Regions from separate parts of the Mus musculus genome. Here all the other regions are linked to region 1. The links are chromatin loops, found by intact Hi-C in ENCODE. Cell type or tissue: left cerebral cortex. All regions are shown on one strand. Region 1 overlaps Ubtf (upstream binding transcription factor, RNA polymerase I). Region 2 holds the start of Slc25a39 (solute carrier family 25, member 39). Region 3 holds the start of Grn (granulin).

The links. Peaks named below come from ENCODE experiments on the same cell type or tissue, not always from the same donor. Only the 100,000 strongest peaks of a DNase experiment are listed, where the experiment ranks them.
Region 2: a loop joins it to region 1, with 2.7 times the contacts of the local background. A loop is called at or near these places in 39 of 42 quality-filtered maps.
Region 3: it touches region 1 in a loop (4-fold over the local background); 31 of 42 quality-filtered maps call a loop at or near these places.

Annotation. Positions count from the first base shown.
Region 1 is chr11:102,304,538-102,312,537 of GRCm38, reverse strand. It overlaps Ubtf (upstream binding transcription factor, RNA polymerase I), which reads left to right. Exons shown (of 21, transcript NM_011551.7): 6 at 720-784; 7 at 1,038-1,158; 8 at 1,502-1,612; 9 at 1,962-2,095; 10 at 2,206-2,347; 11 at 2,629-2,670; 12 at 2,771-2,884; 13 at 2,986-3,141; 14 at 3,489-3,644; 15 at 3,729-3,839; 16 at 4,221-4,309; 17 at 4,400-4,589; 18 at 5,247-5,294; 19 at 5,388-5,459; 2 more. The coding sequence ends at 5,897. Among named protein-coding and RNA genes, the nearest start is that of Ubtf, 11 kb to the left of the region's middle. In left cerebral cortex, a CTCF peak has its summit at 3,443 (motif pointing left); DNase peaks (open chromatin) are centred at 2,122 and 3,388; H3K4me3 peaks cover 564 bases; H3K27ac peaks cover 478 bases.
Region 2 is chr11:102,403,331-102,411,330 of GRCm38, reverse strand. Slc25a39 (solute carrier family 25, member 39) reads left to right here and starts at 3,814. Exons shown (of 12, transcript NM_026542.3): 1 at 3,814-3,941; 2 at 4,677-4,776; 3 at 4,910-4,969; 4 at 5,081-5,125; 5 at 5,505-5,638; 6 at 6,252-6,319; 7 at 6,412-6,536; 8 at 6,706-6,879; 9 at 7,191-7,300; 10 at 7,459-7,540; 11 at 7,618-7,698; 12 at 7,796-8,000. The coding sequence starts at 4,692. The coding sequence ends at 7,911. Mir6930 (microRNA 6930) reads left to right here and starts at 6,344; the gene lies at 6,344-6,411. In left cerebral cortex, no CTCF peak of the experiment used is centred here; DNase peaks (open chromatin) are centred at 2,743, 3,787 and 6,705; H3K4me3 peaks cover 2,897 bases; H3K27ac peaks cover 2,988 bases.
Region 3 is chr11:102,430,133-102,438,132 of GRCm38, reverse strand. Grn (granulin) reads right to left here and starts at 7,626. Exons shown (of 13, transcript NM_008175.5): 1 at 7,593-7,626; 2 at 5,024-5,168; 3 at 4,783-4,908; 4 at 4,563-4,647; 5 at 4,088-4,197; 6 at 3,856-3,991; 7 at 3,624-3,733; 8 at 3,307-3,430; 9 at 2,977-3,074; 10 at 2,642-2,887; 11 at 2,191-2,424; 12 at 1,885-2,109; 13 at 1,324-1,798. The coding sequence starts at 5,161. The coding sequence ends at 1,661. Fam171a2 (family with sequence similarity 171, member A2) reads left to right here. Exons shown (of 8, transcript NM_199200.2): 8 at 1-1,152. The coding sequence ends at 670. In left cerebral cortex, CTCF peaks have their summits at 448, 3,512 (motif pointing right) and 6,951 (motif pointing right); DNase peaks (open chromatin) are centred at 5,619, 5,853, 6,962, 7,765 and 7 more places; H3K4me3 peaks cover 2,396 bases; H3K27ac peaks cover 2,218 bases.

The DNA of each region.
Region 1 (8,000 bases):
CTATCTTGACCCAGAATTGAGAAAGGAAGGAAGGAGAAATGGATGTTATGCAAGAGGGAAGAGGCATAAGAGGAGGGAGGGGTTTCTAAAAGCCTGGGGCTCCAGGAGCACAGAGGAAGGGACAAGGCAGGAGGGGACAGTGACCAAGAAGACAGGAATGCCGGAGACCCAGAGCTGGTGCTGGATGGGAAAGAAACTGCAGATTTAGGCCATTTATTGGGAGGTGGTTTACGTTGTGAGAACTCATCTCCTGCCCCTTCAACAATATCCTCTGCTGCTTCAGAAGCAGAATTAAGCCTTCCTGGTGCTGTTAGCCACCCCAGAGGGGACAGACCAACATCAGCTGCCACAGAGATGGTGGGAAGAGGGAGCACAGCAGCCAGAGAGCGCCACGAGACTCAAGGGAGTTATGTGGTATTAGAGAAAGTGCTGGGTAGTCCGAACCTGTCACAGTTCACCTACTGGGTGATGTGATGTCTCCTGGCTTCTGGGGCATTCTGTCTTAATATGGAGATGGGTGACTGGGAGTCTCCCTGAAAATCCCACTATCTGGCTGTTAGTCACCAAGCTTAATGTAAGTCCAGCTCACTAGAGGCACAGGAACCAAGCATCTAAAATCATAGCAGGAAGCAAGGCAGTCACAGAGGAGGGTGGCTTTTTCTAGATCTGGGTGAAGTAGGCCTTGGGTCCTGGGTGACTCCATCCCCTCCTCCCCTCAGATGAAATATATTCAGGACTTCCAGAGGGAGAAACAGGAGTTCGAGCGAAACCTGGCCCGATTCAGGTAAGGCAGAGGAGGGCTATGGGGCACTGGGTGCGGTAGGATAAACGTACTGTCTGAGACTAGAACTGACCGTCCATGAAACGTGGAAGTCTTGTGTAGACTGTAGTGTCAGGTTCAGGGGCAGGGACAGGTTGCCAGCCACAAACTTCCACCGAGCTCCTGCAGGAAGGCCTAAAAGGCTTGGCTTGGGCAGCTAGCTGGGGTCTGCCCTAGCGGTGTCCCCTGCTGACCCTTGCTCCGGTCCCCTGGTTAGGGAGGATCACCCTGACCTTATCCAGAATGCCAAGAAGTCGGACATCCCCGAGAAACCCAAAACTCCCCAGCAACTGTGGTACACCCACGAGAAGAAGGTGTATCTCAAAGTGCGGCCGGATGTGAGTGTCTGGCCAAAGGGTAGGGGCGGAGGGCACACGGCGGTGGCAAGGGGGGAGCCGCGCCTGGTGGCTGGGTATGGTGCAGGGGAGCAGGAGAGGAGGCCCCTCCCCAGGGGGGGGGATTGCATGGACAGGGCCTGGGCCAGCTGGCGTGCGAATGAGTGTGTGTGTGAGCCTGTCCCTCGCACCAAGGCGGATCCCTGCCTCTCCACCTTACCCTCCTGGCCTGCGGTGGACACTTGCGTGACCTCCTGTGGCCCGAGGGGGGCGGGGCCCTCTGTGCCCCTCCCCCCCTCCCCTGCCCCTGGCTGCCTGCGTGTGTCTGACGGCTTTTGGTTTGCAGGCCACTACGAAGGAGGTGAAGGACTCCCTGGGGAAGCAGTGGTCTCAGCTCTCGGACAAAAAGAGGCTGAAATGGATTCATAAGGCCCTGGAGCAGCGGAAGGAGTACGAGGTTAGGCTTCCGCTGCGCTCCTCCCCATCCGGCTCTTCACGAGCCTTTGCCCTCTGACTCGTGCCACAGCGTTCTGCACGTGGCAGTCGTTCCCTGACCTTCTACTGAGGGAGGGGCCTTTTGGGCCCCTTTCCTCTGTCCCTACCGTCTTACAAGCCCCGTTCCCACCCGAGAGATCTCAGGCTAGGGCAGAGCAGGACACCATATTGCAGATGACACAGCAGACACACAGACACACGGCCATCCCCAGCTTTGCTCCCTGCCTCCCCTCCCCAGCGGCTCTCCCCCTTATGTTGTCCCCGCTAACCCCACACCCCATTACCCTCCGCTCCCCTACCTCCCTCTGCAGGAGATTATGCGGGACTATATCCAGAAGCACCCTGAGCTGAACATCAGTGAGGAAGGCATCACCAAGTCCACCCTCACCAAGGCCGAGCGCCAGCTCAAGGACAAGTTCGATGGGCGACCTACCAAGCCGCCTCCGTGAGCACCGCCCTGGATGGGTGGGCGAGTGGGCCATCAGGGAGTTGTTCGTGAAGAACTTGAACCCAGTCCCGTTTGCTCATGGGTGTGCCTTCCTCCGGATTCAATAGGAACAGCTACTCCCTGTACTGTGCGGAGCTCATGGCCAACATGAAGGATGTGCCCAGCACAGAGCGCATGGTGCTATGCAGCCAGCAATGGAAGCTGCTCTCTCAGAAGGAGAAGGATGCCTATCACAAGAAATGTGACCAGGTGCGCAGGGCAGGTGCCAGGCCACCCCGAGCTCGGGGTCTTGACTTGGGGTTTAGCGCATGAGCTTTGCCTGGGCTCAGTAACTCACTGATTACAGGTGCCTCAGCCACCTGCCTTCAGCCTGGGCCGGGTTTAGCCTCCCCTGTCTGTCAGGCCTCTTGGCTGCCATCTTCAGGGGGTGAGAAGGTTACATACACCCAGTCCCTAGGGGCCTGCTGAGGCTGGCTGGCCCAGGAGAATGGAGGCTGACCCCAACTCACTGAATCCCCTTACTTTCCTAGAAAAAGAAAGATTATGAGGTAGAGCTGCTGCGGTTCCTTGAGGTAAGTAGGCACCACCTTGAGGTGGGCAGAGGGCGCATTCTGGAGTCCGAGGAGCCGGCCTACCTGCCTGCTGCAGCCCCATACCCTTCTTCCTACCTAGAGCTTGCCGGAGGAAGAGCAGCAGCGGGTTCTGGGGGAGGAGAAGATGCTGAACATCAATAAGAAGCAAACCACCAGTCCGGCCTCCAAGAAGCCTTCACAGGAAGGTGGCAAGGTGAGTGTCCCATGCCCGTGGGGGTGGGGGCCAGGATGGAGCCGCTCACAGGAGGAGGCTAGTGGCAATTGTACCTCCGATACTCCCCGTACTTCCCTTAGGGTGGCTCCGAGAAGCCCAAGCGGCCTGTGTCTGCTATGTTCATCTTCTCTGAGGAGAAGCGAAGGCAGCTACAGGAGGAACGACCTGAGCTCTCCGAAAGCGAACTGACCCGCCTTCTGGCCCGCATGTGGAACGACTTGTCCGAGAAGAAGAAGGTCGGGCCTTGGAGAGACCCCCTACTACTCTTCCCTAAGGGTCTCCTGGGCCACTTCCATGCGCGCGGTTACAGCCGCTCCCCGGCACCAGAAGTGAATCACACGTGTACCGTGTACCCGGGCTCAATTGCTGGGGCGGGAGCCGGAAGAAGGGAAGCTTTCAGCTTCCTTGTTGGCTCCCTTGGAGAGCGGCCCCATGGGTGGGGCGGAGCTTGGTGGACGTCACTGCTGCCCACGGCTTCTGCCGGACCCGCCCTCCTCAACAGGGAGCCGGCAACGAATGCTGGGTGGGCTTAGCGCGCCCCCTAGGGGTGGCCCGAATGTTAACATCCTTGCTTTTTCTATAGGCTAAATACAAGGCCCGGGAGGCTGCGCTGAAGGCGCAGTCTGAGAGGAAGCCGGGCGGGGAGCGTGAAGATAGGGGCAAGCTGCCGGAGTCGCCCAAGAGGGCTGAGGAGATCTGGCAGCAGAGTGTCATCGGAGACTATCTGGCCCGCTTCAAGGTAGCGGAGAGTGGGGAAGGATCGGTTTATGGTCTCTAGCAACAGACCCCCTCCCATAACTGATATCCTGGGTTTGTACCTTAGAATGACCGGGTGAAAGCCTTGAAAGCCATGGAGATGACTTGGAACAACATGGAGAAGAAGGAGAAGCTGATGTGGATTAAGAAGGCAGCAGAAGACCAAAAACGATATGAGGTGGGAAGGGGTTGGGCCACCTGCCTCCATGATGGGCCAGGAGGGCCAGCTTTGTTTAAGACCCTGAGCCAGTCTCTTAACTTCCGGCCTGGCATAGGCTAGGTGGGCGTCAAGGTACTAGCCTCTTGGGTGATTTTGGCGGGGGGGGGGGGGGGGGGCGGGACGGGACTACTTCCATTTCAGGGAACATTTTTGAAACGACCCTCTTGGTGCAGTGACTTGTCCAGCAGTTGTTTTGAGAAGAGTCCTGCTATGGATCCCAGCTAGCTACCACTACCAGCTCTAGCTCCTCCTGCCTTAATCTCTGCCGAGTTGAGATCTCCCCCGCCAGTGGGGTGGGGAGTGCGGGTGTGGGTGTGACCTCTCCGTCTCTCTCCACAGAGAGAGTTAAGTGAGATGCGGGCCCCTCCAGCTGCTACAAACTCTTCCAAGAAGATGAAGTTCCAGGGAGAACCCAAGAAACCTCCTATGTAAGCCTGAGGCTGGGACCTATGGTGTAGACAGGGCTTAGAAGGCGGCTCCCTTAGGACCCTGACTGTCCCTGTCACCCCACGCTGCAGGAACGGTTACCAGAAGTTCTCCCAGGAGCTGCTGTCCAATGGGGAGCTAAATCACCTGCCGCTGAAGGAGCGCATGGTGGAGATTGGCAGCCGCTGGCAGCGCATCTCCCAGAGCCAGAAGGAGCACTATAAGAAGCTGGCGGAGGAGCAACAGAGGCAGTACAAGGTGCACTTGGACCTCTGGGTCAAGGTGAGAGAGAGGACAAAGGCACCTTGGAAGGGAGTGCCTGCAGGGACTGGGAAGTCCTGCGGGGCAGTGGGTACTGACATTTTTTAAAGCTAAGCAAGCCAAGGTATCAAGTCATTTGCCAAGGTTACATAGTAGACAGTTTGTGTAGACTGGGTGCTCTTCGTTCAAGCAAGGACCAGGAGACTTGTAGGGCCTGGCTAGGCTGGCAGTCTCCACTGCTGTGCTTGAATGGTCACATTTGTCCAGGGAGAATTACCTGTCACTCAGATAGGCTAACCAAAGACCCAGAGGGATGGCAGGAATTCAGTGTTCAAGAATTTTGTCAGTCTTCGTCGTCATTTCAAAGACTGGGGTCCAGGTGGGGTTGACCTCGTGAGTCATTGGGGGGGGGCATGCTTTGCAGTTAAAGAAGCCCTAGGTACAGGGCTACCATTTGGAAACGGCAGTTGGGGGTAGGGCATTGCTATGAAAACTGACTTGGTTCAGTGTTCAGAATCAGGAGTTATGTTCTGAGCCCCTAAAAGCTTTCTGCAGGGACCCAAAGTTTAGGAGACTGAGTGTAAAGATAAGGTATGTGGGAGCTCTGCCCAGTGGACGTCGGCGTATGCAGCCAGCTGTAGGATGGGGTTGATCTTATTCCCAGTTCTTTCTCCCCAGAGCCTGTCTCCCCAGGACCGCGCAGCATACAAAGAATACATCTCCAATGTAAGCAGGAGCACAAGGCAGTGGAGGGGGAGGCTGGAGGGACTCTGCAGGGGCTGGGACTCACTTCAGCCCCCTTCCCATCCTTTCTGTCAGAAACGTAAGAACATGACCAAGCTCCGAGGCCCAAACCCCAAGTCTAGCCGGACCACCCTGCAGTCCAAGTCGGTAAGGCACCCCTGCAAGGTGGGTGGGTGGCTGGCAAGGTGGGTGTATCTGGCTGCTGATGCGTCTCCACACCTCCCAGGAGTCCGAGGAGGATGACGATGAGGAGGAGGAGGACGACGAGGAGGAGGAGGAAGAGGAAGATGATGAGAACGGTGACTCTTCTGAGGATGGCGGGGACTCTTCTGAGTCCAGCAGTGAAGATGAAAGCGAGGATGGGGATGAGGTGGGCAGGAGGCGTGGTGGGAGGGAGGGTTGTTGTAGATCACCAGGAGGGCCACACACACGGTGACGGTGGGGTCTTTATTCTCCCAGAATGATGATGACGACGACGATGAAGATGACGAAGATGACGACGATGAGGATGAAGACAACGAGTCTGAGGGCAGTAGCTCCAGCTCTTCATCCTCAGGGGACTCTTCGGATTCTGACTCCAACTGAGGCTCAGCCTCCACCCCAGGCAGGCAGGCAGGCAGGCAGCCAAGGAGAGAGCCCCTGCAGAGCTCATCTCCCCAACTGACAACCTTTGACAACCTTTGTCTCTCCCTGTGTTCTGTCCCGTACCCTCCAGACTTCCCCACTTTCTTTCTTTCTTTCTTTTTTGTTTTTTAAATCAGTGGGGGGTAGGAGGCTGCATGAGCCCAAGCTAGGACTCTGCAGCCTTGGAGCCTCAGCTCCAGGGTTCTCCAGGGACAGCAACCATCAGACTGAGCCAGCGCTGGACGGGCCCACCCTGCCCCTCTTCTGCATTTGCAGTTCCGGCATGGACAATGGACTGGGGAGTTTGGGGGTGGGAGAGAGTCTTAAAGAGTTTGGTGAGACCTCCACACCTGCAGCCTGCAGCAAGGTGGATGTTCGGGGGGCCTTTCCTTCCCAGATGGGCTTGCTACCTGGACCCCCCACATTGAACTGGAGGGAGACAAGGGTGCTGCCTTCAAGAAAGCAGGCAGTGGCCCTGTCCCTCTTCCCTGCCCCTGCAGGAAGGAGCTGCCTGGACCCGTTCGTGGGGGAGGGGCAGAGTGTTTTTTTATATATGTGTGTATATATTTTTTTTTTAAGCTCTGAGCTGTCAACGAGACGTTTCCTACCGATCTCGGCTGCCGTCTCTGTTGTCATTTCTGGGACTGGGAGGGCCTGGGATGGGGTGGATTGAGACTTAAAAAAAAAAAAAAGGTCTAGGTATGCATAGAATGTGTGTGAGGCTGTGTGTGTGTGTGTGTGTGTGTGTGTGTGTGTGTGTGTGAGGCTGTGTGTGTGATGTGCACACACGTGAGCGAGCGATACAGCATGACTGCGCCTGTGGATAGGAGAGAGAGAGAAGAGTGTGTGTGTGTGTGTGTGTGTGTGTGTGTGTGTGTGTGTGTGTGTGTCTAGAGCCTGTCTCTTTGAATCTGGAAAAAGGGTCGGTAGAGGCCTGGGAGATGGTGTCCCTAGCAGGAACAAACCAAGGCTGCCCCTCCCTGCCATCTTCCATTGTGGGGTTCAGGGACACCACCTGATGCTTCCTATACTAGTTTGCCCCTGCCAAGGCCATGTCCCTGAGCTGCTGCAGGTCTGTGCTGTCCAGCAGGAAAGTGGGAGGGGCAAACCATGGCATGAGCCTTAAAGCTTTTCTCTGGTGCCCTGGGCTTCAGGAAGTTCTTCCTGCCTTGCCCCGTGTCCTCTGGCCATCCCCATTTCCTTTGAGTTCTCAGGTCTGCTCCCTCTTTCCTGCCGCCACCCCTGTATGCAGAAGATGCTCTCTGCAACTGCTCCTCTAACTGCTTGCCAGCAGTTTGGGACCTTCTGAAGAGGGTCAGTCCCTTGACGGTGAAATCCTAGTCACCTTTACCTGTGGTGATTATCAGTTTTACTATGTTGGCCAGAATTTTTGTTCGTGCTATTGGGTTTTGCTTCTTAAATGAAAGCCAGAGGTGGGAAGTAGGCTCTCCACAGAAAGTAGGCTGCAGCCCAGCTGCCAGTCCCTCTTGAAAGCAAAGACATTTGCCTGGACTGTGTGATGGAGATTCCTAAAGAGAAGATTCCCTCCCACCCCACCCCCTGCCCTCAGCGCGCGCGCACGCACACACACACACACACACACACACACACACTGTCCTTATTCTAAAATTTAGTACCAGGGTTTTAAGTTCCTGAGAGGGCTTGCAGAGAACTCCATCTCCTTGTTTGAACACCCTGGACTGTTACACTTGAGTGAAATGCGTTTTCACTTAGAAACAACTTTGAACAGGACATGTGTTCCTCCCACTGCAAGTATTGGAAAATTCTTAGAGGTAGGGCTGTGGGGGTGGGACATGTTGGTGCTGTCAGAGGTTGCCCAGGATATATTTCAGCACTGGGACCCTTCTCCTTTTTTCTAATATTTAAGGAGTCTTTTGTAGGTTTCAACAACCACCACACTTGAATTTGTACCACGGGAGCGGCTTAGACGTGACTGTCCCAGATCAAGGCCCACTGTGGAGGTTTTGTTTTCCCCTTTTTTTTTTTTTTTTTGTATAATAAAGTGAAAAACCAAGGTTTGACTTTCGTCTGGTCACTGGAATT
Region 2 (8,000 bases), 99 kb before region 1:
AGGAAAGACTGTTGCCAGTGGGGCTGAGCCAGATAATGACATTTTTTTGGTTTTGTTTGTTTGCTGTGGATTGAAGCCAGGGCCTGTGAGTGCTAAGTGCGTGCTGGAACACTGAAACACAGCCTTAGGTGAACATTTGCCTTACGTTTGAAGACAGAGGCATCCTTTGGGGCTGGACATGGTGGAGCATGCATTGTGGAGCATGCATTTGATTCTAGCACTCAGATGGATCCTCTGAGAGCTCAAGGCTGACCTGGTCAGCAAAGTGACTTCTAGGCTAGCCTAGTCTACCTATTGCGATGCCCTCCCCTCTCTCAAAATAAAGTAAGATAAAATAAACAAAATCAACTTTATACTAATTCTAAGTCTACATATAAGATATTGCATTTAGGCTGGGCAGTGGTGACGCACACCTCCCAGCACTTGGGAGACAGAGGCAGGCAGATTTCTGAGTTCGAGGCCAGCCTGGTTTACAGAGTGAGTTCCAGGACCAGCCAGGGCTATACAGAGAAACCCAGTCTCAAAAAACAAAAACAAAAAAGAGAGAGAGAGAGACAATGAGGTGCTGGAGAGATGGCTCAGTGGTTAAGAGCATTGACTGTTCTTTTTTTTTTTTTTTTTTTAAAGGATTTATTTATTATATGTAAGTACACTGTAGCTATCTTCAGACACTCCAGAAGAGGGCATCAGATCCTGTTACAGATGGTTGTGAGCCACCATGTGGTTGCTGGGATTTGAACTCCGGACCTTCAGAAGAGCAGTCGGGTGCTCTTACCCATTGAGCCATCTCACCAGCCCCTGACTGTTCTTCCAAAGGTCCTGAGTTCAAATTCAGCAACCACATGATGGCTCACAACCATCCGTAACAAGATCTGATTCCCTCTTCTGGTGTGTCTGAAGACAGCTATGGTGTACTTACAGATAATAAAGAAACCTTAAAAAAAAAAAAAAGAATGAAAGTTTAAAAAAAATGAGCCCCAATATACCAAAGTTAGCTCTGGTATTCTTGCTCTGCCCTCCCCCTCCCCTCCCCCCCTCACCATTTGAGACTTTAGATTCATTTGCTCCTAAACAACCCAGTGTGTGTGGCTTAAGATCAAGGATGCTGGCACACACCTCTAACCCCAGCACTTGGGAGACAGATGTGGGTGGATCTCTGGGAGTTCAAGGCCAGCCTGGTGCATATAGTGAATTCCTGGACAGCCAATAGCTACATAGTGAGAACCTGTCTCAAAACACCAAAAAAACAAAAACAAAAAAACGAGTGCTTGTGGCCTCTGCTCTCCACGTCACAGAGGCCCCTTTTCTCCCATTTCTCTGTGGCTTTGCTGCCCTCCCCTTCCTGGTTCCACTGGTCAGCCCTCCCTGGGTCTGAACTTTGGATTTCTCTTGGGGGGTGGGGGGGGGATTCAGTGGCTGGACAGAGGCTCTGGCTCTTTGCCTCTGGAAAGTCCCGCTAGATGGTGACAGTGTTGGCCTTAGACAGAGAGTTGTTGCTTAGATCTTGATATTGGATTGAAGTTCTGCCTCTACCTGGAAATGTTTCCACAGGCTTTGGGGATGCAAGCTGGAGGTCTCCCAGCTCCTGCCCTCCCTGGGGCTTGCCCTGCTCGAGCTCCTGGCCAGGCCAGCTTTGATACCAGTTCATTCCATCTGCTGCTCCGTTCTCAGAAGTCTCAGTGAGAAGTGATTGCTTGGGCCTTTTTATCTGTATGATGGCCACAAGCTGCCTCCAGGGCCCCTGGAAACTCACTGCTTCCTCCAGGTCTGTAGTTCTAGTAACCTCGTTACTCCGGACATTCCTACAGACTGCAGATGGCCTCGGACAGACACTGGGAGTCATGTTGCTGAGGCAGTGACCTCATTGAGAGCAAATAGGATCTTTTGAGTGACTTCAGGGGACTCTTTTCTCATCTATAAACTGGAAGTTGGGGTAAGGGGTGGGCAAAGAATTAATTACCGCTGGTTATGGTCTTTCATGCCTGTAATCCCAGCATCTGGGAGGCAGGAGTTCGAAGTAATTCTTGCCTAAACATGGAGTTTCGGGTTAGCCTGGGCTATGAGTCACTGCTTCAAAACAAACAGAAAATAAAGCCAAACCCCAAATCATAAACAAGAAAGGGAGGGAGGGAGAGAGGGAGAGAGAGAGGGGGAGAGAAGAGATTATACACAGGGCCTTCAGTTTTCTTCTCTACAGAATAGAAAAATCATCTCTGCTCAGAAACGTGGTAAAACATTAACTTTGAGGTTGAAATGGCCTTAGCAGGCGCTGGATTCCCAACTGAACCGACAGCTTATGAAACGACTTTTGTGTTACCTTTTTTTTTTTTTTTTTTTTGGTTTTTCGAGACAAGGTTTCTCTATATAGCCCTGGCTGTCCTGGAACTCACTTTGTAGACCAGGCTGGCCTCGAGCTCAGAAATCCGTCTGCCACTGCCTCCCAAGTGCTGGGATTAAAGGCGTGCGCCACCATGCCCAGCTTTTGTGTTACTTTTAAGCCAGGTTTGGGGTGAGAGGACACAGGATAGGACAGGGCAGCACAAGCGACACTTCACTCGTGACTCTCCTGCCGCCTCTGCCTCACGGCCAACCGACTGCCCGGGCCTTTTGATCATTGGCTGCTTTCCTAACTACCCGTTTGCTCTCACTCCGCCCCCAAAGCTGGAGGATCCGAGCCATGGAAATGCCGAAAGGGTTTTCTCAGGGTAAAGTTATGGTTGGCCACTTGGAATCCACGTGCTAGCTGGGCTGGCTGGGCGGCTCCAGCGCGGTCTGCAACCAGTTGGGGACTGAGGGGCGGAGACGGTAGTGACGTCAAAGCCGCGGCCTTTTCTTCTTAAAGGTGCAGCCTCACACCGCGTGTTCCAGTTTCTGTTAACACCGTTTTAGCTTGGAAGTCTTAGAGGCGAGGCGGGCGGTGGGGTGCCGGGTACTGAGCTGGTGCGGAAACAGCGCTGTTTGCAAGCCCACCGGGGAAGGCAGCGGCAAAAGTTTTAACTTGAGTCCATTTCATTTTCTGTAAAATGGGGGTACCTACGTCTGTAATTACCTACTATGAAAAGTTTTGGTAGAGGCCATTTCTGGCCTACATTGGAAACTATGCCAGCAAAGGTTACGTAGATCGTCTTGGGGGAAAGAAACAAAAAACTTCTAAGTATTAAAAGTGGTAACAGTCTAAGATCTGTCGCGAAACACTGGTTTTCTTTCTTGCTCTACGTTCTCTGTGTCCTCGGCCCAAAGAGGTCCTGTAAATTTGCCCAGGGCCACACCACGTCTAGCCCAGGTTGCAGGTCGGCTGACAAGGCTGCCCTGCAGGTCATAAAGCGTTCTGGGGTTGCAACCCCGTTTCATCATCCGTAAAAGAGGATGGTGATTCCAGCCAACAGGCTCGCCATAAATCGTAAACTCCCGCCACGGAGCTAAGTGGGCAGATGTTTGCCATTGCTGTCCCACACTCTGATGACCTTGAAGAACCGACCCTCGCGGCAGCTGCCTCGTAAAAGGACGCGGAGCAGCAATACCCAAGCGGTCAGGAAAGTTCCAGCGATCGCAGGTCTGGACTCCCCGGACAACACTCCTGCAGGGCGTGGGCAGAGGAGAGCTACTGGAGCCGGGTGCAAGCGCCGTCCAGTCGGCGACCTTGACCTGCCGGCCGCAAGGAGCGCGGGGCCGCGGCGACCCGCCCACGCGGCCGCGGCGCAAGGGCGGAACTGGGGGGGTGGGAGGAGGGCCGCGAGTGGGCGGAGCTCGTTGCACTCCGTGCGCGCGGCCGGTCGGCCACGGGGCGGGGCTTCGCCTTCTGGGGGCGGAGCCGGTCTCACCGCTCTCCCGGGCGGCCGCTGTGCGAAGCGGGCACGCGCGGACCCTGCACCGGCCGCGGAGCCGCTATGGGCCCGCCAGGCCCCTGGCGTGGCGCGGCGCAAGGACCGGCTCCGAGCCAGGTGGGCGGGCCTGGGCTGGAGTGGGTTCTCCGAGGGTCCCCGGCTGGGAGGGGAATCGAGGCCGCGGGAAGGGGGTGGGCCTCTCCGTGAACCCCTTTACTGGGCCTGGGCATGGAGTGCGGCCGAGTCTCGGTGAAAGGGTTTGTTACTAGGTCTCTGCTTCCATCTCCGCGGCTTGTGTTTAAGAGAGAGAGGAGGCAGACAGAGAATGTCCTGCCATCCAGGCCTCACGGCCTGTCCTCTCTGGCCCCAGGCAGGCAGTGTGGGGGAGGGCCAGCAATCTTGGGAAGGAAGGTGGACCTTCCTCTATCAGCAGATTTGTTTACACGTTTCTCTCGGTGCCCGACTCGACCTCTCCTCGCCCGGGGCGCTCATGTGTCCGCCCAGATGTTGGGTGGAGGGGCTCAGGTGTTTGATCTTTCGGCCTCTGGTCTGGAGGAGCATGTGGCTGAGAAAATAGCCATCACTGTCTTTGGCCGACGGCTATTCTAGCTTCTTTCCAAACGAATGACGTAACCTTGAAGGTCACAGCAACCTTTGAGCCTTAGTTTTCCCCTCGGCAAAGTGAGCACATTTCTAGATTTTAAAGATTATAGAGGCAAACTCTGGATGAGACCTGAGTGCGCTGTCGTTAAAGTCCCAGAGCACCTTAGCTCATGCTTGCTCCCCACTCCCCCCACTCAGGCCTGCCTTGTCAGGGGGTAAGCTCCATTTGACTGTGGTGTGTGTTTTCAGGATTGAAATTCCAAGATGGATGATCAGGACCCTGGGGGCATTAGCCCCCTTCAGCAAATGGTGGCCTCAGGAGCCGGGGCTGTGGTCACCTCCCTCTTCAGTAAGACCTGGGGAGATGGGGGATGGGGCAGCTGGGGGTTAATGTGGGCTAAAGGTTGGAGGCAGTTTGGTTCTGATAAAGAAGAGGGTGAGTGGTGTCCTGAAGGAACCTTCAGACCTACCTCCTTCCCCAGTGACACCCCTGGATGTGGTGAAGGTCCGCCTTCAGTCTCAGAGACCCTCGGCAACCAGCGGTGAGTACCAGATCAAGGCGAGCTGCCTGACAAAATAAGGATTTCCCAGAGATGGGGTTCTAGTGGGGGAGGCTGCATTCCTGACCACCAGGGCTGACCTTTGTGTTTCAGAATTGACAACTCCCTCCAGATTCTGGAGTCTCTCCTACACCAAATGTGAGTGCCCCAAGCCCCAGGCCCTTGGGAGGGCCCAGGGAAGAAGTGTTGAGTATCCCTCGAGTACCTGGGTTACCCATGATCATAGAGTAGTACATGAGCCCAGCAGTGGTGGTGCACGGTGCGCACCTTTAATGTCCCACTTGGGAAGCAGAGGCAGGCGGATTTCTGAGTTTGAGGCCAGCCTGGTCTATGGAGTGAGTTCCAGGACAGCCAGGGCTACACAGAGAAACCCTCTCTCGAGATCCCCTCCTGCCCCCCCATACTTTGAGGCCACATTAGTCAGCTTTCTGACACTGGAATAGCCACATATTGACCCAGCTATGTCACCCAGCAAGGCTCCAGGCCCTTCCACCCTAATGTCCGTTCCCTTTCCCAGCATCCTCCGCTCTACAGTCCCCAGGGAAGTGCCTCCTATACTGCAATGGAGTCCTGGAGCCCCTGTACCTGTGCCCAAATGGTACCCGCTGTGCCACCTGGTTTCAGGACCCCACACGGTTCACTGGCACCTTGGTAAGGAGCAGAATCAATGTGTCTCTGAGGGACTCGATTTGGATTTGGCTAGGCTGCCGGTGTGGGGAATGGAAAGCAAATGGGGTGGTTGTTCAGTGTAGGAAGGGCTTACCTGGGAGGCTGTTCCTTCAGAAAGCTTTTTGGTCCTGATGCTGAGAATCAAAAACAGGACCTAATAGCGTAATACACACTAGTAAAGTTCTTTACTATGGAATTGTTTTGTTCTTTGCTTTTTGTGGTTTTGGGGGTGGGGGTGGGGGTTTGTGTGGTTTGTTTGTTTAGGTTTGTGTGTGTGTGGGGGGTAGTGGTAGATAGGGTTCTTCTTGTAATAGACCAGGCTGGCCTCAAGCTCCCAGAGATCCACCTTCTCCACCTCCCGAGTGCTGAGACTAAAGATGTGTAGCACCAACGTCCATCCACTTCCTTAAGGTTTAAGGGGTGGACTAGGAGTCCACCTAGAACCAAGTTGGGGGGCGTGGAGTGGGGTGTGAGTGTAGAGCTAACTGGCTCTTCTCAGGACTCAAGCAAGACTCTAGGCAGAGGCTGAGCCAGTCCATCGCAGGCCTTGTTCATCTCTGTCTTCTTTCCCTGGGCTGCCTGCTGGCTTGGTCAGGATGCCTTTGTGAAGATTGTGCGGCATGAGGGCACTAGGACCCTGTGGAGCGGCCTCCCAGCCACCCTGTGAGTACCCTAGTCATGGCTGGGTAGGGAAGGGGGTGCTTGAGAGGTTTGGGAGCCCTTAAGTGATTTTCCTGGCCTCTCCATACTCCCAGGGTGATGACCGTGCCAGCTACTGCTATCTACTTCACTGCTTACGACCAACTCAAGGCCTTCCTGTGTGGTCAGTCCTTGACCTCTGACCTCTACGCACCCATGGTGGCTGGTGCCCTCGCCCGAAGTGAGCACAACTAACCATTGACCTTCTGGGTCCCAGTCCCAGCCTCTTGCTAGCCTGGGGGTGGGGGAGTATGTTAAACCCTCAGGCCCTGGGGCAGCAGCTGGGTTTGAATGCATGACCTCTTTGGCCTGACCTCTTTCTGCTGTCTTACCAACCCTCGCCTCCTTAGTGGGCACCGTGACAGTTGTCAGCCCCTTGGAGCTCGTGCGGACCAAGCTGCAGGCTCAGCATGTGTCATACCGTGAGCTGGCTTCCTCTGTTCAAGCTGCGGTGACTCAGGGTGGCTGGCGCTCTCTGTGGCTGGGCTGGGGTCCCACAGCTCTTCGAGATGTCCCCTTCTCAGGTAGGCGCTCGGGGTCAGGGCCTAGGGTAAAGGGCTCTTGGTAATGTTTAACCAAGTCCCTCCTTCGTTACTAAAATGGCCGTGAAGTCATAATCACTTCCCTGAACCTTGGGTCCCTCATTATATAAGGACAGGTCTAGCAGGGACCTAGGGTTTTGCCTAGGTTTTCCTGACCTAAGTCGTGAGGAGGACCTGGTTGAGAGCAGGCAAGCCTGCACCTGGGATGGTGTGGCTGTGGGGGTGAGGGGTGAGAAGTCTGGAGCCCACCTCCCTGCCCCCCCCATTTAATGAGTGTGTATCTCCTTCTCAAGCTCTGTACTGGTTCAACTACGAGTTGGTGAAGAGCTGGCTGAGCGGACTGAGACCAAAAGACCAGACATCGGTGGGCATCAGCTTCGTGGCCGGTGGCATCTCAGGAATGGTGAGTTGACTGCCCTGGGGGTAGGGCCACCAGAGGTGACCTACAGAACATTGCAATGCCTGCCAGGGAGCCTGTGTGCTTTCCTCAGCCGCCCTTGAGATGCGTTAGTCCCTCTCAGGGCTTGGGAATGGAGCTGAGCCCTGTCCTCACCTGACCAGGTGGCTGCCACCCTTACCCTACCCTTCGATGTGGTGAAGACACAGCGACAGATGTCACTGGGAGCGGTGGAGGCTGTGAGAGGTAAGCTGGGCTGGTGAGGGGAGAGGGCAGGCAGGGGCCTGAGCTGAGCCCTACTGAGCCGGGCCTTGCATCTGCAGTGAAGCCGCCCAGAGTGGACTCCACCTGGCTCCTGCTTCGCAGAATCCGGGCTGAATCTGGCACCAGGGGACTCTTTGCAGGTCTGTCTCTGTGAATGCACTGCATATATGATACATATCCATGCTGTGTGTGTGAGGGGACCTGGACCCCTCACTGTGGTCTGTCTTTCCATCACAGGCTTCCTCCCCAGGATCATCAAGGCTGCACCCTCCTGTGCCATCATGATCAGCACTTACGAGTTTGGCAAAAGCTTCTTCCAGAGGCTCAACCAGGAGCAGCCTCTGGGCCGCTGAAAGTCGGGGAGCAACCGGCTCTTGCACGGGTGGGATCAGGAGACTGAGCCAAGTGCCTTCCCTCCCAGTCCAGTCACCCAGGCTGTCCT
Region 3 (8,000 bases), 130 kb before region 1:
CTGGGGCGGCGGGCGCTCCGCACCGGTCAGCGGCTCGGTCACCATTCCGGTGCTGTTCAACGAGTCCACCATGGCGCAGCTCAACGGCGAGCTGCAGGCTCTAACCGAGAAGAAGCTGCTGGAACTGGGAGTGAAGCCTCACCCGCGCGCCTGGTTCGTATCCCTGGACGGACGTTCCAATTCACAAGTGCGCCACTCCTACATCGACCTGCAGGCGGGCAGCGGCGGCCGCAGCACCGATGCCAGCCTGGACTCAGGCGTCGACGTGCACGAGGCTCGACCTGCGCGCCGCCGGCTCCCGAGGGAAGAGCGGGAGCGCGCGCAGCTGCCCGCGCCGCCGCCGCCCGCGCCCCCGCGCCTGGCGCTCAGCGAAGACACAGAGCCCAGCAGCAGCGAGAGCCGCACCGGCCTCTGCTCGCCGGAGGACAACTCGCTAACGCCCCTGCTGGACGAGGTGGTGGCACCCGAAGGCCGGGCAGCCACGGTACCCAGGGGTCGGGGCCGCAGCCGTGGGGACAGTTCCCGCAGCAGCGCCAGTGAGCTGCGGCGCGATTCGCTCACCAGCCCGGAGGACGAGCTGGGGGCGGAGGTGGGCGACGAGGCTGGCGACAAGAAGAGCCCGTGGCAGCGGCGGGAGGAGCGGCCGCTAATGGTGTTCAACGTCAAGTAGTGCGGCCCGGGGGTCACCCACCGCCCCTGCAGGTTCCCAGAGTGCGCGCCCCGGGATGCTATGGCGGAGGGGCATGCGCTCTTATCCCGGAGAAGAGCTCAGGGGTCGGCAGAGCTCATCTGTGGTATGTGCTGGGGGAGTGTCTTGGGAAGGGACCCTGGATTGGCCTCCAAACAGAGGGAGGTGGGAGGGACCCGGTCCCCCATGGGAGGGGCTGGGGAAGAGGGCTGGGGTGGGGGAGCAGTGCCTGTATAAACGTGGCTGTACATAGAAAGATCTATTGTGGGAGAGCAGGAGGGGCGAGCCAGCCTCAGCTGCTAGGGTGAGGGCTGGGAAGGGAGGGGCAATCTCTGTGGACCCTTGGGAGGGGAGGGGTGCTGCTTGGATGTCACAGGGCTGGTGGCTGGGGCGATCCTGGAGACTAGAGGATAATGTGATAACACTCTTGACAACAAAAAAAATACAAAGCTGGTGAGGTTAAAGCTCTGTCTTTCTCTCTCTCTCTCTCTCTCTCTCTCTCTGTGTGTGTGTGTGTGTGTGTGTGTGTGTGTGTGTGTGTGTGTGTGTGTGTATGTGTATGTGTATGTGTGATTTTTTTTTTCCTATGGGGAATGCTGGTATCAGAGGGCCCTGGCGCAACAAATCAGATACTATTCAGAAAGTGTACAAACTTTATTGGAGCAACACACGCACACGCGCACACACACACAAGCAAGCTCACAGAACACCTGTGGCTCGGGAAGAGCACCTGGCCACAAGGTCCACAGAAACCGGAAGAAATGGCAGTTTGATACGGGGCTTTTGGCCACAGCCTTCTTTCCATAAAAGAAGGTTTTAGTTTGAGGCTCCACCTCCCATGGTGATAGGGTGACTCAGGATGAGTAGGCCGGGGAGACGTTAGGGGAGGAGGCGCTAGGGAGGCCTGAGTAGTGGGTACCCTCGGAACAGGGTTCCCAGGACTGTGGAGTTCCTTAAGTCTGTAGCCCTTCCTTACAGTAGCGGTCTTGGGACCGGATCCCTCAAAAACATGTCCCAGCGAGGAATCTTCTTTCGCAAACACTTGGTTCCCCTGGCTGAACAGTGGAAGCCACCGGGGCAACAGTGACGTCCATCTCTACAGCAGACACCCTGGATAGTCAAAGGAGAGTAAGTACTAGACAGGGCAGAATACAGCCCATGGCCACACCCAGCCCCAGAGTCAGGGTCACACTGACCTTTAGGTAGGGACAGCAGGCCCAGACTCCTGCACTGTCTTTACAACAGGTCTGGTTATCATGGCAGAAATGCCCTTCTCCACACTCCACATTCCCAACCTTAGGGCCGAGGGTCAGGAGCACGGGAGGCTGGATAAAATCGACATCCTTCTCACAGGTCCTCGCCTTCACATTGCAGGTGTACCCGGCCGGGCAACAGTGCTGCCGGTCCTCACAGCACACAGCCTGTGGAGCGAGGGGATGGGATCACACTCATATCCCAAGAACACAGCTCCCTTCCCCCAGGGCGGTGGGGTGGAGACTCACATGGGGCAGCTGGCAGCAGGCCCAACTTCCCTTGAGGCTTGGGCAGCAGGTTTGCCCTACTGGGCAGCTGGTATGCTGGTCACAACCGATATCTCCAATTTGGAGCGGGGTTGTCTGGCGGGCAGGTATCTTCTCCAGGCCAGCCACCATTGTGTCTCCCTTCTGACAGTACCCCTGAGCCAGACATGTGAAGCCCTGAGGGCAGCAATGCTGGTTGTCTGAGCAGCAGACAGCCTAGGGGTGGGCAGAGAAGAATGTCCCTACAGAGGACCATGGGAGTCTACCTCTCTAGCTCATAGCTTCTCCTGCTGGGGACAGGTCACAGCACTGGGTACCCACCCTGGACTAGACAGAGTGCAGAAGAAATAAAGCCACGGGACTCTTGCCACCCACCTGCCCAGGCCAAGATGCTATCTCTACCCCCTCAGGGCTGCCTCCCTTTCTATGTTACCTCTGGGATGGGACAGCAGCCCCAGTCCCCAGAATTGAGTTTGCAGCAGGTATTGTTTGTAGGACACCTAGTGAAGTCATCACAAGGTGTATCACTCTTCAAGATCTGTGGGTCTGGCAGGCGGAGGGGGGCTATGACCTTCTTCATCCAGGGTACTTGGAGGATACCCATTTCGCAGGTTCCTTTCTCTGTGTGACACTGAAACCCTGCCGGGCAGCAATGAATGTGATCCTCACAACACACGGCCTAAGGTAGACAGGGCAAAGCCAATAAGCACTGGTACCAAGCTGGCTGCCCCTTCCGCTTGGACTGCAGTGCCCACTGCTCCCAGGTACCTTGGCAAATGGACAGCAGCCCCAGGCCCCAGTGTTGAGGCGGCAGCAGGTATATCCTTCAGGGCAGCTCACCTCCATGTCGCACTTCACCTCCTTCACTGTGAGGTGGGCAGAGACCAAATCATCAAAGGCAGTGGGACCAGGTGCGGAGAACGGAGCACACAGCTAACCCAGTCACAGTGAGCCTCATGCAAGGCCAGTGGAGAGGGTCTACAACTGCCAGGTCCCTCCATGCGGCCATCAAAACCCACCCAGCTGATAGCCATTCCATAACTGACAAGAACCCCTCTTTATTGAGGGAATGAAATGGGGTCTAGTTTGGTCCTGTACCTGGGTATCCAGGCAGCTTGGTCAGGAGATCCGTGGTGTAGTTCTTGGATAGGCACTTACTCTGGATCAGGTCACATACAGTGTCCTGGGGGCAGCAGTGCAGGTGGTCGGAACAGCAGATGGCCTAGGTTGGGACAAGTATAAGTCTCTGAACTCCAGTAGTGAGGACAGGGAGCGAGCCAGGCTGATAGCGTACACTATTTCAAACCGCCACTAGGGGGCAGCATGAGCCTTAGAGCTCTCAGGGATCAGCCCAGTGCTTGGAGCCTCCTTGTAAGACTATATATGGGCTCAGGGGAATCCAGCCATTCACTCACATTGGGCATTGGACAGCAGCCATACTTCCCAGTGGGTAGCTCACAGCAGGTAGAATCATCGGGACACTGGGTCTTAGCATCAGGGCACACGACAGAAAAAGGCAAAGACACTGAAAGAGCAATGAGGCATGTGGAGGGGTTGCCAGGATGGTGGGGACTTTTTCCCATCCAAGAGTCAAATGTGGCTTCACCCCCCAGGTGCTGCTGGCTGGGTGGCTCCCAGCCTCCTCACCTGCCCTGTTGGTCTTTTGTGCAGGGAACTTCTTTAGTAGGGTGTGGGTGCCCGTGGGTGAAACGCATCGTGTGTGAACCAGGTCACAGGAGGCCCCATGGGGACAGCAATGCACTCTGTCTTCACAGCAAGAGGCCTGAGAAGAGACAGATAATCCTCAATCCATCTGCATCAGCCCCAGGTCCCAGTTCCACCCCGCTACCCGCTAGTCACCATTTCCCTACACCTGTACCTGGGGCATGGGACAACATCCCCACGAACCATCAACCATAATGCAGCAGGTGGCAGAGTCAGGACATTCAAACTGGCTCCCAGGACACTGGACAGCACCCAAGGGGTTATCTGCAAATAGAAGAACCCAGAATTCCATTAATCTAGTCAGCAAAGGCCATTCACCAGGACCGTCAAGAAGGAACTGCTGGTCCAGCTACAGGAGGTTTAGTGGCCAGTCCCAGGGCTTAGGTGATCTCCCAGGTAGCCCCTACTGCAGAGAGACAACTAAGGCATCCAGTGGTGTTAAACCACTCCAGCATGGCCTCTCCGTGTCCCCAGACCCCTAATTCGGCATCCTTATCTGTCACCTTCTTCTCTCAGAACTGCCCCTCTGTTCTGGAATCAGGGCCACCCAGGCGGTTGGGCTCCTGGGCCCTTCAGGTGCCACCCGATGTCCCTCCCCACATGCCCCCCTCCCCTGTGCCCCACAGCACCTGACATCTGGAAGCAGGATTTCCCATCTGCACTACAGTGGAAGCCCTGGGGGCAGCAGTGGTAGCCATCACCACAAGACACACCCTATGGACACAGAGAGGTCTGTGTGAGCAAGACGCTTTTGCTTGGGACTATTAGAGTGAAGGAAAGAGGTAAACACAGATTTTAAGCACACACACACACACACACCCCAACTCCCCAAGCCAATGGCACTGTCACCTTAGAGAACGGGCAGCAGCTGGAAGTCCCAGACACAGTGAGAAGACAAGAATAGCCAGCAGGACAGTGGCCATGGGTCTGGCAGGAGCCATCTAGATGATGGCTCGTTATTCTAGGCCATGTGTCCTGGAAAGAAGAGATGACATCAACCAAAGGGTCTGTGCCAGCCTTGCTCTGGTCAATCCAAGGTAGCCAGCCCTTCAAAAGGCCCGGGGTGCCAACTGGGGCAGGAGGCACTCACCAGAAGAGGGTTACAGCAGCTGTAGTTGGCTCCTCCCTGGTCAAGGCAGCAGGCAACAGGGCAGAACTGCCCATCTGGACACTGTGTTCCGGCTACCAGCCCTGCCGCGAAGGCCAGCCAGCTCATCAGGACCCACATGGTCTGCCTACAAATGCCAAGCAAAGTTTGGCAGCCACCTTAAACTCTGTGCCACCTTCTACTCTGAGGCCACGCACTCCCCTGTGCTCTGACCAAGGCCCTGGCTTCATTGAGTCTTCTCAACAAGCCAACAGGAAAGCAAGCAGATGTGTCGCTTGTGTCAGCGTCCTACCAGTGTGCAGCAAGCGCACATGCGTCAGCTGGCACACACTGTGGGCATGAACACGTGTGGATTCATGGCCTCACATACGGCTGAGACTCTGGGTAAGTGGGGGGGGGGGGCACGGGGTATGGCAGTCAGGAAGGCATGTGGCTTTTGTGGCTTTATCTATGGGACTGTGGGCTAACTGGGAGGCAGAGGAGACCTCAGCAGACACAGGAGGATGGCCAGCCCCACTGCCGGCACTGAACTGCCACCTGTAGCTTTCAAAAGCCTTGGGGGATGGAGAGGGACAGTCATCAGTCACATGATCATATGGGAAACCGAGCAGTGGAGAAAGTTGTAAAAACAGAAGTGCAGTGGTCAGTGGGGTCTGGTCTGGCTTCCCTATGGGCCAGCCACCGCCTACCCACAACTGTCCCCCCACCCCACCCAAGGGAAGGGGACACAGAGACTGGATCAGCCTTAAAGCTAACTTCATGGTGAGCCCTTCCCGACATCACCAGGGCACCTCAAACGGACCGCCTCCGTCTCTCCCCCCTCAGAAACCGAAACTCAGCTGCAAGTGGGAAGACCCAGCACAGTGCCTCACTGCCTCAGCAGGAGGAACCGAGCCTCTCACTTCCCTAATAAGCCTTTCCCCAGCCCAGCTGGCCTACCCAGCAACCCAGAATGACCCAACAATATTCAAAGACCCTCTAGGGAGTCTTTCTCCCTCTCCTTACTGTATTTCTCTGCAACAACTATGCAAAACAGTAATTATAATATTACTTTCACTTTTCAAATCCATGCCTAAGGATCAAGTCAGGGAAAAAAGACGGGATATGGGACTGGGTTCATATGCCAACTGGTCTCCCTGAATATTGTCAGAGAAGGACCCTGAATCCCAGAGGCCAGAGGTCCAAACAGGACAGGACAGAGCATTTTTCTGGCAGGTGACCCAAGCAGGATAGAAACAGGGTGGGAGCCGGGCGGTGGTGGTGCACACCTTTAATCCCAGCACTTGGGAGACAGAGGCAGACAGATTTCTGGTTTTGAGGCCAGCCTGGTCTACAGAGTGAGTTCCAGGACAGCCAGGGCTACACAGAGAAACCCTGTCTCGAAAAACCAAAAAAAAAAAAAAAAAAAAAAAATAATAATAATAATAATAATAATAATAATAAAATATTTAAAAAGTAGGTACAGAGACTTGGGTTTTAGTCCTGGAAGTGACACTCTATGTCAGAAATTGCTCCCTGTGTCTCAATTCTTCTCTGCCTGGACACTGGTGGCTATGAAAGACAGGAAATGCCACCCACACATGGCAGGCATGCTTTTGATCCCAGCATTTGGGAGGCTGAGGTAGGAGGGTTGCAAGTGCCAGGCCAACTTGGGCTATAAGGTGAATCCCAGGCCAGCCTGGGCTACATAGAAGGATCTGCCATCTTTCTCTTTCCTTCTCTAGGTCTTTTCAAGTGCCCTTTCACCTAATTCAAAGAACATCCCAGAGGCCATCTCCTAACCAGGAAGGGGTAGGGAAGACCCAGTTCCTCTCAACGGGGCTAGGGAGTGGTGAGCCCCTGGCCACCTCTACACTACACAGCTAGGGAGAACTGGAGCCTTTCAAAGCCCTAGCTCCGACATCTTCCACTAGGTGGCACCCCCCAACTCTGAGTGTCGAGGGGAAATGAATTTCCTAAAAGGTGAGCCAATCCAGATGAGAGGCAGCGGGGGAAAAGTGGCGGGGAGAGGCGGAAATTAGCTCTCTCGCCCCCCAAGAAAGGAAATAAAGCTGACACAACCCAGGGACTCAGCCATCACGCCCTGGTCCTGCTCGCAACCCCTTTGAGCTCTGGGGGCCAAGGGCCGGAGATCCCCACCCAATGCACGCCGCCGCAGAGAACACTTGCAGCGTCCGAAAGAGAAAGAGCCGGACCTGGAGACAGAGGTGGGAAGTACGGACAAGAGAGGAGCTGGCCCAAGAGTGGGGTGGTTCCTGTCCTGGAGAAAGGCCTGCAGCTTTCCGACATGCTGGGCAAGAGAAGCCTCTTATTGGGGGGGAGGGGGTGCGGGGAGGTGTCTCTACAACAACTGCCCCCACCCCTCCAAAAAAGAAAAGAAAAAAACAACCTCGTTAGTGCATCAGAAACCCCTAGGGGAGTTTCAAGAGGCAGGTCTTCTCTTGTCTCTGAGCTGAGACTCCAGAGGACCCTCAATTGCACAGGCAGCCTGGTCAGGCCTCTGGACCTCTGGACAGTAGCCGGGGAGATTGTCTGCAGAGGGTCCTCCTACCTGCGTCGGGGTCCGGGCTCCCTGGGAGGCATCTGGCGGTCAGCTCCAGGACTAGGGCTTGGCCGCACGATGGCCCGCCCACCTCAATTTCCATTAGCCATTGCTCGGAGATCCAGGGCTTCCATTGGTTACTTGTCTACGTAGAGGCGGGACTCTCCTGGAATGCTGTGTTTCTTTTCTACTCAGTTCACATTCCTCCTCCCTTTCCTCTTTCTCCCCACACCCCATTTCTAGGGATCATGTGATTAGAGAATCATATGACAACATAGCCCGCCTCCCCCAGGGCAGAGCTTGCTGGTTTGGGTTCTGGCGGCAGAGTGTTGCAGAGATGAGACACCTCATGCCTAAGGGCACCCACAGTTAGGAGAGCTGCCCTGAGGGCACGCGTTCAAGGTCGTTTACTGGAGG